2 separate regions of the Homo sapiens genome follow, and region 1 is linked to region 2. Evidence: chromatin contacts called from ENCODE Hi-C data. All regions are on one chromosome and are shown on one strand. Each heading gives the region's core, a stretch centred on a gene start or an enhancer-like site at or near the end of the contact. The rest is flanking DNA. Distances are from core to core; before and after follow the strand shown. Region 1 holds the start of TBC1D2B (TBC1 domain family member 2B). Region 2 has its middle 13 kb from the start of MIR6881.

Region 1 (5,780 bases), core at 15-2,514, 3.7 Mb before region 2:
GCAATGCATAATAATCAAATCAGGGTAAGTAAGGTATCCATCACCTCAAGCATTTATCCTTTGTGTTACAAACAATCCTATTATACTTTTTTTTTTCTTTTTAGACAGAGTTTTGCTCTTGTTGCCCAGGCTGGAGTGCAATGGCGCAACCTCGGCTCACTGCAACCTCCACCTCCGGGGTTCAAGAGATTCTCTTGCTTCAGCCTCCCGAGTAGCTGGGATTACAGGCATGCACCACCACGCCCAGCTAATTTTGTATTTTTAGTAGAGACAGGGTTTCTTCATGTTGGTCAGGCTGGTCTCGAACTCCCGACCTCAGGTGATCCACCCACCTCGGCCTCCCAAACTGCTGGGATTACAGGCGTGAACCACCGCGTCTGTATTATACTCTTTTGGTTATTTTTAAACGTACAATTATATTATTTTTGACTGTAGTCACCCTGTTGTGCTAGCAAATACTTGGTCTTATTCATTCTTTCTCTTTGCTTTATTACAAAGCAATAGATTTGCCTTCTCAGGTTGTGAGTGTTCAAATAAGTTAGTCTATAAAGCACTGATAAATACTAGGTGCTATTTTAAGCGGTAATCATTTACATGTCATCACGGCATTTATACAACATAGCACACATTACTTTTATCTGCTTTCTTGTGTGTCACCTCCCTGCCTTACTAGAATATAACCTCCACGAGGGCAGGAGAATGATTGGTTTGTTCACTGCTGTATCCGCCAGGGCCTGGCATACAGAACCGTACCCGGCATTCAGAAGGCGCTCAATAAATATATGTTGAATTCAATAAATGAACTGAGGTCTGGAGAGGCAGGAAACGCTTTGGCTTTCATGAATTCTGCAAATATTTACTGAGCACCCACTCAGCACCAGGCAATAGGCTGTCTCATTTTTACAATATTAGCTTGAGACTCTGGCAGGAGGGAGATTTAAATATCAAGTTTTTAGAATAAGATACACAGTGTGAAATGCAGTTTTAAGCGGACACTCCGCTGGGTTTTGAGAGATGCACACTCCCATGTACCTACACTGCCATAAAGAAATAGACCATTGCTTCATCCGGCAGGGCGAGGACTTGGAGCCCAGGTGGCACGAAGGCAACTGACCCGCGGGGTGCTGGTCGCAGGACCCTGCCTCCGGGGGCTGAGGGGGCAACGGCCGGCGGGCGGGCGGGGGCGAGACTACAAGTCCCAGGGTGCTTTGCGCGCCCGCGGGCCGTGCGGAGCGAAGGGGCGGTGCGGAGGGGGTAGGGGGCGCAGCGGCCGCGGCGCGGAGGCGCAGGGCGCGGGCGCCTACGGTTGGCGCGCGGTAGCGATGCCGGGGGCCGGAGCCCGGGCGGAGGAGGGCGGCGGCGGCGGCGAGGGCGCGGCGCAGGGGGCGGCCGCGGAGCCCGGGGCGGGTCCGGCGCGGGAGCCAGCGCGGCTGTGTGGCTATCTGCAGAAGCTGTCGGGCAAGGGCCCCCTGCGTGGCTACCGCAGCCGCTGGTTCGTGTTCGACGCGCGCCGCTGCTACCTTTACTATTTCAAGAGTCCGCAGGACGCGCTGCCCCTCGGCCACTTGGACATCGCGGACGCCTGCTTCAGCTACCAGGGCCCCGACGAGGCGGCGGAGCCGGGCACGGAGCCGCCCGCGCACTTCCAGGTGCACAGCGCGGGAGCCGTCACGGTGCTCAAGGTGGGACCGCTCGCCCCAAAGCCGCCCGCGCGCTTCCGCCGGCGTCCCCTGCCTCCGCCACTGGCTTGCGCCATCCACCCTCCTTCCTCCAAGGCCTCCTCGCCCCTGCCCACGTCGGCCTGCCTTTCCCTGCTTCTCCACATCCCGCCCTCGTTCCTATCTCCTCCCCACTATCTGGGCTTAGGCCAGTCTCGCTGGGGCTACCAAGCCCCGTCTCCTTTCTCAGACACCTTGACCCATTATCTCCCTCTGCGCCTAACCTCGGGCCAGTCTCTGGTGTCTCCCGACCCCCACCATCCCGTGGATGTCCTGTGCAGCCTTCCCAGGCATCCGTGAGCGTAGGCTTCTACCCCTGGGGCCTCCTTTAGAACTTTGCCTATGGCCTTGGTACCTCAGTGAACCGCTCTGGGCTGCAGCGGCCTCCTCTGTAAAATGGGATAACAGTAGTATCTACCTCATGGGGTGTTGGGATTAAATGAATTATACTTTAAACTGCTCAGTAAATGTCAGTGCTTTTATTTATTTGTTTATTTATTCTTTTTGAGACAGGATCTTGTTCTGTTGTCCAGGCTGGAGTGCAGGGGTGCGATCTCGGCTCACTGCAGCCTCCATGCCTGGGCTCAAGAGATCCTCCCACCTCAGCCTCCCAAGTAGCTGGGACCACAGGTGCGGGCCACCACGCCTGGCTAATTAAATTTTTTTTTTTTTTTAAAGAAACGGGGGTCTCACTATGTTGCCCAGGCTAGTCTCGAACTCCTGGGCCGAAACCATCCTCCCCATCCAGCTTCCCAAAGTGCTGGGATGCCAGGCGTGAGCCAGAGTGCATTTAGCACTGTAGACAGAAAGAGTCAGATGGCAGGGCCCTTAGAGACAGTCCACTACATTTTCCTCCAGAGTGGACGGGGATGCTCCAGCTAAGGTCACACAGCCAGTAGGTGGCAGATCCTGTGTTCTTCCTCCTTGCTTTGTCCAGGATGGGTGGGAGGGGGTCTTTTCAGCCAGTTATGCCTTGCTCCTTTGAGGCTCCCTTAATCCTCCAGTGGACAGACAAAATGAGAGATACAGTGTAGAAGCAGGAGAGTAGAGTCAGGAGTCCTGGTGCTGAAAGGCCTCCCCTGTCCTTGGGAGTTCTGGGGGACTAGACTGTCACCTCCTAGGGGCCCACCTGCTTTGAGCATCTGGAGGGATCTGGGCCCAGGCCTGGAGCTGGGTATCCTTTTTCCAGGCTTTGCTCCCTGCCTGGTTTCTGTGAGTCTCCACCCTCACTCTCACTCCTCTTCCGTATTCCAGGTTGGGCTTTCTCCAGAGCAACAGGGTTGGGCTGGGATGTATGAAAGTGCTCTCAAAGCTGGCCACACGGAGAGCAGACTAGGCAAACTCCTGGCCTTGTGAGCTGAGGACTGTTCCTCAGACCCCCAGAGCTGCTAACAGCTGGAGCTGCTCCCTGGAGATGTTCTTAGAGCTTTGCTGACTCAGCTTTTGCCAGTTCAAGCAGGATCTGATTCCCATGTTCTCTTGGGCTCCCCTGTCCTGTCTGTAAGTGGGTGCAGACAGCCTGTTTCCCCAAAGAAAACCAACTCGGGTTGCAGTCCTACACAGGCTTACTTAGAGAGTGCCTGTATAAACTTGGTAATGACCCTAGTGGGAGACCTTTGCCAAAGGCAGAGGCTCTTCCTCAGTGTACATACGGGCTGTCCCTGTGTCGGACGAATTTCCTGTGGGATGTTTGTTAAAGAAAATAGAGCATCGTGTTTCACATTTTTCCCAGATGACTGTAGAACTCTATCAGTTTTTTTCATTAAAATAATCTGAATCTCCTGTAATCCCAGCACTTTGGGAGGCCGAGACGGGTGGATCACGAGGTCAGGAGCTCGAGACCATCCTGGCTAACACGGTGACACCCCATGTCTATTAAATATACAAAAAATTAGCCAGGCATGGTGGCGGGTGCCTGTAGTCCCAGTTATTCGGGAGGCTGAGGCAGGAGAATGGCGTGAACCCGGGAGGAAGAGCTTGCAGTGAGCAGAGATCGCGCCACTGCACTCAGCCTGGGTGACAGAGTGAGACTCCATCTCAAAAAAAATTAAAAAAAAAATAATAAATAAGAATCTACATAAGCAGGGTTACAAGGCGCATTGTCAGAAGTGTGGCTTTAAACTTCGATGGACTTGAACTTGAAGCAGGAGTCTGCTGCTCACACATATTGGACAAATTACACCAGTTCCCTGCTCCAGTTTCCTCTTTGGTCTAGTGGGAATCATACCTTCCTCATTAGGTGGCTGTGAGGATTCTGGAGAATGTTATGGAAAATGGCTGGCGCATTTTCCATAGTGGTATGGAAAATAGTAGGCACTACATGGCATATGAAACATCAAGCAGTGTCTTTGGCCAAATATGTAGTGTATTCATATAGTGGAATATTATGCAGTAGTAAACAAAGGTACTAGAGCTATAGGTGTCAACGTGGATTACTCTCACAAACAATAAAATTGAACAAGAAGTAAGTTACACACTGATTGTGTTCAGAATGATACCACTTATAGAAAGGTTAGGAAGATCATGTGAAACAGTACTACAGATCATAAGGATGTATGCTCTTTCGCGAGGGGAAGAGCTTTATGGGGCTGATGAGCTCTGGTTTCCAGGTAGTGGTTGCCTGTGATGGGAAGAGGGAGGATGTGATTGGGAATGGGTGCCTCAGGGCTTCTCCTGTTTTGCAGTGTTTTATTTCTTGGACTGGGTCATAGGTATATCAGTGTTTGTCCTATTATGCTATCCATCTTTTTGTAGGTTCAGAATATTTCTTTTTTTAAAGAAAGGAAATACATTTTCCTTTGGGTTACTGACAATGGAGGAATATTTTGACATGTAAAATTAAATTGGTCACAGAATAAGATAGTACCGAGTGTTGGCTGTATACAACAATGGGAATGGAAATCAGGCAAGGCTTTCTGGAAGAAGGGAGGAGAAGGCCGGGCGTGGTGGCTCATGCCTGTAATCCCAGCACTTTGGGAGGCCGAGGCGAGTGGATCACTTGAGGTCAGGAGTTCGAGACCAGCCTGGCCAATATGGTGAAACCCCATCTCTACTAAAAATACAAAAATTGGCTGGGCATGGTGGCGCACGCTGTAGTCCCAGCTGCTCGCGAGGCTGAGGCAGGAGAATTGCATGAACCCGGGAGGCGGAGGTTGCAGTGAGCCGAGATCACACCACTGCACTCCAGCCTGAGCGACAGAGTGAGACTCCACCTTAAAAACAAACAAACAAACAAACAAACAAGCAAAAAACACCCCGACTCTAAAACCCTGCTCCCTTTTTTTTTTTGAAACAGAGTCTTGCTGTGTCGCCCAGGCTGGAGTGCAGTGGCACAGTCTCTGCTAACTGCAACCTCTGGCTCCCGGGTTCAAGCAATTCTCCTGCCTCAGCCTTCCGAGCTGAGGGACTATAGGCGCGTGCCACCGCTCCCAGCTAATTTTTGTATTTTTAGTAGAGACGGGGTTTCACCATATTGGCCAGGCTGGTCTCGAACTCCTGACCTCGTGATCCACCTGCCTCTGCCTCTCAAAGTGCTGGGGTTACAGATATGAGCCACCGCACCCAGCCAGGCGTGTGTTTTAAGAAAATTAAATTTCATTGTACAGTTATTTCTTTTGAGCTGTAGGAGTAAAATCTTTATGGTGTAAGTATGGAAATTACCAATTTATCTTCCTTTTCGTCTTTCAAATGCAAGAACTGATTCCCTTAAGCCTTAATGTTTCACTTTAGGGCTGCCCAGCCATAGAGGAGACCCTGATTTCTAAGGATTTTAAGTTAGGATTTAGCCCTGCTCAGACTTCAGCTAGTGGTATATAATTTTACAAATACCATTTCTTATCACAGAGGGTTAAAAAGTAAAGAAAAATCAGCACTTTTCTTATTCTATTATCATATGTTTTTCTTATTTAAAAGTGTCTTTCAGCTCTCTCTGGAGAAGCTGTGGTTTTGTTGGGCTTTTTCAAAATGTTTTTCTATGTAAGTCTTAATGAAAGCTGATATAGGAATTTCTTGGGAAACTCCTCTATTCCCAAACTTAGGGATTTGATCTGGTGCCTTATGAGG
Region 2 (6,316 bases), core at 140-2,639:
AGTGCACTGGCCTGGAGGGCTCTCTGGCTCCTTCCCCTCCTGATGCTCTTCCTGGTGGTCCTGCTGAGATGCCCTATGACCCACCTGAGAGCTGGGGACCAGGGACGACTGGACCACAGGAGGCCCCAGAGGGAGGCGCCTGCAGGGAGGGAAGCCTCCTCAGTCATTTGCCCCACCCACAGAAAGCTGGAGGCTGGACGTCCCTAGGGTGTGTGGCCATGAGGAGAGAGCCTTTATTCCTGTCCTTTCAGGACAATGGGCCAGATGAGGCCCCACCAGGTACTTGGGTTTCCTGGGTGGGTCGGGGCTTTCCTGGAATGCTCAACCTTCCTGGTGTCCCAGGGTTGAGGTAACTGCATGGGAAGAGGGTAGGCAGGAAGCCCTTACGGTCTGTAAGGACCTGTCCTGCCCTGGAGTCTGGGTTCAGGTGGTCATCAGAGCCTGCACGCCTCCACCACTCTCAGCATGTGGGCCTGCTCCCTGTTCAGAGCAACCCCCTTACTGAGCACCTGTGTGGTGCAGGCTGTGCTGGGAGGAGGCTTGTGAAGAGCAGGTGAGCTAGGACTGGGCACCAGAGAAGGAGGAGCCCCTTTCGCTGCTGGGGCAGGAGCTAGAGCCCCCACGGGCATGTTTTGGTGTGGGGACAGATTCAACAGGAGCCCAGGGATCTTTCTGAAATGTGACACTTGCCTCCACCCTCCTTGCCAGAAAGGGACATTGCTCAGCCACCTGGCTCAGCTTCAATAAGCAAGTAGTAATAGTGGTGAACAAAAGCCAAATGCGTAAGTCACGCACCTGCCCGGGACTGTTCTGAAACTTTGTGTGAATTGTCTTGGTTAGTTTTCTCACCAGCCCTTTGAGGTTGATACTATTACTATTGTCTCCATTTCATAGTTCAAAGAACTGAGGCTGAGAAAGAGTAAGTAGTTTACCAAAATTTCACAACAAAAAGATGCATCTAATCTTTGTCCTCAAGAAACAGGGGTTCTACTTTTACTTTTTTTTTTTTTTTTTGAGATAGGATCTTGTTCTGTTGCCTAGGCTGGAGTGCGGTGGCACGATCTTGACTCACTGCAACCTCTGCCTCCCGAGTTCGAGTGATTCTCTTGCCTCAGCCTCTTGAGTAGCTGGGATTACACCACGCCTGGTTAATTTTTTTTTTTTTTTAATTTTTAGTAGATACGGGGTTTCACCATGTTGACCAGGCTTGTCTCAAACTCCTGACCTCAAGTCATCCACCTGCTTCAGCCTCCCAGAATGCTGGGATTACATGTGTGAGCCACTGTGCCCGGCCCAAGCTCCTGCTCTCTTTGCTGGGTTCGCGGTTAATACAAGTGATACACACAGCAGAGAGAAGCAGTCAGGTGGGCCACTCTGGCAAAATGGCAAAGATCAGGTCTGGGACAGAGTCTGCCCCAGTGACCAGGGTTCCCTACACAGAGTCCATTAGCACCCGAGTCTTGGACCTCAGAGGAAGATGATGGGATCACTTGTTCCAAGACACCCTGAGGCTCTGAGACAGGGAGGTCACCTGTCAATCTGTCCTACTTGGGACCGAGGTGGGCTGAGAGGCCCTCTGCTTGGGCTGCAGGGCCCCTGCAGGGGTTGAGGATCAGCTTTCTCCTCTCATTGGTTCCTGCCAGAACCATCTTAGGGAGCAGCTGCTGTGGGGGCTGCTCTCCCACAGCAGGGAACCCACATCCTGCCCCATTACAGCAAAGTGAGCATCCGGTGGGGGAAGGACCCCCACGGGGGGCCTGAAGCTGATGAAAGTTGAGTCAGGGTGACTCAGTGGAAGGCCTCTTCCCACTGCTGTCTCCAAGTGGAATACTGTGGTCAGACCAAAGGAAGAACTTCCCAACCTCTGGTCCCACATCTGGAATGCATGCCAAAAAGGGGTCTCTGAGAGAACATGGCAGTTTGGCAGTTCTCAGGCTCTGTCATGCTACATACTGACCTCAGAAAGACCCCGGGAGGCAGACTGCAGATGGGGAAACTGAGGAAAGGGACAGGACCTGTACCAGAGCTGGGACTGTAGCTGGACCTTGAGTCTGCTCATCATGGGGGCACCTGCCCAAGGAGAGGGCAGCACCCCACTGCAATGCCCCCTATGTTTCCCCAGAGCCCCTCTCCTCCCATCTGCTCCTCAGAGGCCTTGTCTCGAGGTAGGAGTGGAGTGAGGGGGTGGGGGTTTCCCTGAGCAAAGAATAGTTCTCCTGTAGGATGCTGTTTTAAGAAACACACAAATAGACAAGCCACCCAGCCAGTCAGACAAGTTTGGCTTTCCAAACCTGTCCCTGGGGTGGCTGTTGTTGCCTTTTTATTTATTTATTTATTTATTTATTTATTTATTATTTATTTATTTATGTATTTATTGAGTAAAGGTTCATATAACACAAATTTTGCCATTTCAAAATGCACATTGCAGTGGTTTTGAGTATATTCATAATGCTCTATGACACCTACCTCTAGCTAACTCTGGAACATTCCATCACCCCCAAGAAACCTCGTGCCTGTTAGCAGTTACTTCCCCTTTCCTTGTCCCCCAACTAATGTACTTTCTGTCTCTATGCATTTGTCTCTTCTGGACATTTTTTAAAAAATTAAATTAAATAATTTATTCAGAGATGAGGTCGCGCTATGTTTTCCAGGCTGGATTCAAACTCCTGGGCTCAAGTAATCCTCCTGCCTGGGCCTCCCAAATAGTTGGGACTACAGGCGTGAGCCACTGCATCCAGCTTCTAGGCATTTCATATAAATGGAATTGTACATGTCACCTTTTGTGTCTGACTTCTTTCACTTAGCATACTGTTTTCAGGGGTTATCATGTGGTAGCCTGAACCAGGACGCCCCATCTTCTCACTGCTGAATGAGAGCTCATTGTGTGGCTAGGCCATGTTGCTTATCTGTGCCTCAGTTGATGGACATGGACATTGTTCCCACTTTTCGGCTGTTATAATAATATCCAGAATAACGCTGTATGAATATTTGTGTACAAGTTTTTGTGTGATCAGATGTTTTCAACTCTTTGGAACATCTATTTACCTGGGAGTGGGACTGCAGAATCCCATGGTAACTCTGTGTTCAACGTTTTGGGCAACTGACAAACTGCTTTCCACAGAGGTGATACCATTTTACATCCCCGCCATCAGAGTGTGAGGGCTCTAATCTTGCCACAGTCTCACCAACACTTGTTATTTTCTCTGCCTTTATTCTTTCAACACACACACACACACACACACACACACACACAGAGAGAGAGAGAGAGAGAGACATTGAGACAGGGTCTTGCTCTGTCACCCAGGCTGGAATACAGTGGTGCAATTTTGGCTCACTGCAATCTCCGTCTCCTGGTCTCAAGCAATCCTCCCACATCAGCCTCCCGCGCAGCTGGGACTGCAGGTGCATGCCACCACACCCAGATAATTTTGTGTATCTTTTGTGGAGATGAGGTTTCACCACATTACCGAGGCTGGTCTCGAACTCCTGAACTCAAGAGATCTGTTGGCCTTGGCCTCCCAAAGTGCTGAGATTTCAGACATGAGTCACTGTGCCTGGCCTTCAACACATATTTTGTTGAGCCCCTGCTTGGTGTCAGGCCTGTGCTGGGGTAGGGGATGCAGGGGTCCAGGCTGCTCTTGCAGAGCCAAAGGGACATAGATGTGACCCAGTGGTGGCTGGTGCTGAGTGGAGGGAAGGAGGAGGTGAAGTGATGGGAGTGACCTGCATGGACAGTCAGGGCAGGCTTCAGGGAGGCAGCGTTTGTGCCCTGGGAAGGTCTTGGCTGTTACTGTCCAATCCCAGCCTCTGTCCCTTCCCAAGTCCCCAGGATGAGTGGTAGTCAAGGTGCTGGGTGCCTCAGTGTTATAATGTGAAAAGTCTCAGCCTGGCCTGAAACTCACCCATTAGAGCCCTCACCTGCAGATTCTATGCCCACAGCCCAGGCCAGATGAGGAAACTGTGGCTCAGAGAAGGGAATGACTTCCCAAAGGTCATCCCAAAAGGTAGTGGCAGAGGGAGACCAGATCCCTGATCTACAGATGCCCAGCCTGGGGTCCTTTTAGCTCTGATGGGGTGAGGCCTGGGGCAGCATGAGGCTGGGAGCAGGGAAGATGGGGGAGGGCAGGAGGCTGAGAGAGCCCAGGTGAGAGAGGGCCAAGCTTGAAAGGTTTTCCCAGGCTGGGGGAGAGGCCCTGGTCAGGATGTGTATGGGTAAGGGGTGAGATACAGAGGTCCCTGGGGCGGGCCCAGACCTGTTTCTCCTTTGCCCAGTTTCAGTTCTGTTTTGCTTGTCCCCTTCTGTTTTGCGTTCAGAGTGGGTTGGGGTGGTGGTGGGGTGACTCTTAGCCCCCATCTTGATCCCCATGGTGGGGGATGAGGAGATGGGCTTAACTCCAGACACCACTTTCAGTCCCCCTTTCTACCCCCACCCAGGGTCCCCCAGTCTAAGGGCGGATGCGGGAGGCCTGGCTGGGTCCGTCCTCACAAGGAGGGGCAAGCTGGGCAGAGCCTGGCTGGCCTCCCCTGCTGCCATACCTTGGAGCCCACAGCCTCCAGTGGGTAGTGACTGGCCCCAAATCTAGACATAGGTAATGTTTGCTTAGTGAGCTCATGTGCTATGGGACTAAGTTGAAATGCTCTGCCCCTTACTCATACACCCTTATTGACTCACAGGTCCCCAAGGTGAGTCACGCCCACATCAGGTATTGTGGGTGTATGAGACATACACCCACTGCAAACTGGGATGCAGTTTCCAGTCCCCCTGCCAGCATGCTTAGGGCACCAGGAAGGGCAGTGGGTGCTGATGGGCCCCAGATTTACCAAAGATGACTCCAGTTGGAGGCCTTGGACTGCTGTGGGCTTGTCAGGGGCCTTTGTGGCCCTGGGAGGAGGTGTCTGGGGCTGCTCCAATGTCTTTGGGGTCTCTCAGGTTGGGGTGGATCCTTTGGGAGTGCTGGGCACTGGCAGAGACTCAGGCCGCAGGGAGGGGACTTGCTTTCCCTCTGGCTCCCTCAGGAGGCCTCAGCTGCAGTGCTGGGTGCTGGCTGTCCTCAAACCCATGTCCTCCAGCCCCCTGACGTCTTCTCATTTCCTCATCTCAGGTTTCAGCCCACTCAGGCTGACGTTGCCTTCTGATCTCGTTTTTCAGCAGCCCCCAGGTCTCCGTGGCTGCTGTGCAGAAACGCGAGTGGTTGGGGGAAGTCCACATGATGCTGGCCTTGAAGAGCCTCCTGCCAGCCAGGCCTCAGGAGGGCTCACTTCCCCATTGCAGAACTCCTGCGGAGACCCAGGGGCAATTTCTGGTCTTTAGCACAGGGCCTCTGAGGGGCTGGCTTTTCCTAGGGGCTGCCCTGGTGCTGTGGCACCGTGGGGTGGGGGATTTCGGCAACGCCAGGGGCTCGACATGGCTGAAACTTCTTTGGACAGCTCAGCTACCCCAGGTAGAAGCCTCTGTCCCTCCCGGAGCCAGGCCTGTCCCAGCTTCGAAGTCAGATGTTGGGACATGCTGTATGCCTTTGGGACGAGTAGCCCCGTGGGCTCAGAGCTCTGACAGTGAACCCAGATGGGGTTGCTGTGAGGCACTGGGCGGGTCTAAACAAACAAGGTGCTGTGTGAGTGCATAGGTGCGAACAGGCTGCTCCAAGGGACTCTTGAATTGTCTTTGCGGACAAGTGGGAGTTAGCTGGAAAAGAAGGAGCTGCGTGGTCAGAGGCGTGGAGGCAGGCAGTGGAATAACCCATGTGGAGAACTGCAAGCATTTCCACATGACTGACTGGAGTGTGAGGGGGTGTAGGAGACCGGAGGGCAGGCGGTGGGCAGGGGGCTGGAGAAGGACCCTGAGGGCTCAGCCAAGGAGCAGGACTTTTCCTGAAGCAGCAGAGGCAGAGAGCCAGGCCCCTCCTGAGCCCTCTCACTTCTGTGCAGGGACACCTCCCAGTGAAGTAGGCCTGGGCCTCAGAGGCACCCCGACCCTGGCTGCTGACTCAGCTCTGCCTCTGTGAGGGCCAGTGGGGGGCTGCCCACATGAGCCACGGAGCCATGGCATGGCCTGGGGCTGGCTCTCCTGGGCTGCCCTCCACCCAAGGTCTTGAGGTTCTGCCATTCCCTCTTCAAGGGGTCTGACCATGCAGCCCTAGGTGGGGACGGACCCTGTAGCCTGCTCACTGGTGCCTGGGGTGCCACTGCCAGTCCTGCTCTGGCGCTGATGGGGAGGCAGAGGCAGCCGCCAGAGAGAAGATCCCAGGTGGGGAGAATGTGGGCAAGAGGCCATGCTCCCTCCTGCAGCCTTCATGAAGGCTCAGAGTGTTCTGGAAGT

The links. Hi-C counts contacts between places; a loop is a spot of excess contacts on that map. Pooled maps may share reads with other maps.
Region 1: a loop to region 2 is called in a map with no recorded cell type, with 11 times the contacts of the local background. The contact joins the promoter of TBC1D2B here to the enhancer-like site in region 2. A Hi-C loop is called at or near these places in 2 of 37 single-sample maps with no recorded cell type and 2 of 50 pooled maps.

The regions. Positions count from the first base shown.
Region 1 is chr15:78,073,195-78,078,974 of GRCh38, reverse strand. It overlaps TBC1D2B (TBC1 domain family member 2B), which reads left to right and starts at 1,264. Exons shown (of 13, transcript NM_144572.2): 1 at 1,264-1,682. The coding sequence starts at 1,323. RefSeq lists silencers at 979-1,028, 1,179-1,388, 1,589-1,788.
Region 2 is chr15:74,395,489-74,401,804 of GRCh38, reverse strand. No RefSeq gene overlaps it. Among named protein-coding and RNA genes, the nearest start is that of MIR6881, 13 kb to the left of the region's middle. RefSeq lists enhancers at 1-363, 1,644-1,873, 1,632-2,132, 4,005-4,054, 4,075-4,494 and 6 more. Within about 2 kb of position 1,389, at least 8 of the 41 ENCODE cell types and tissues checked have a DNase peak (open chromatin) inside an H3K27ac peak, as active enhancers do.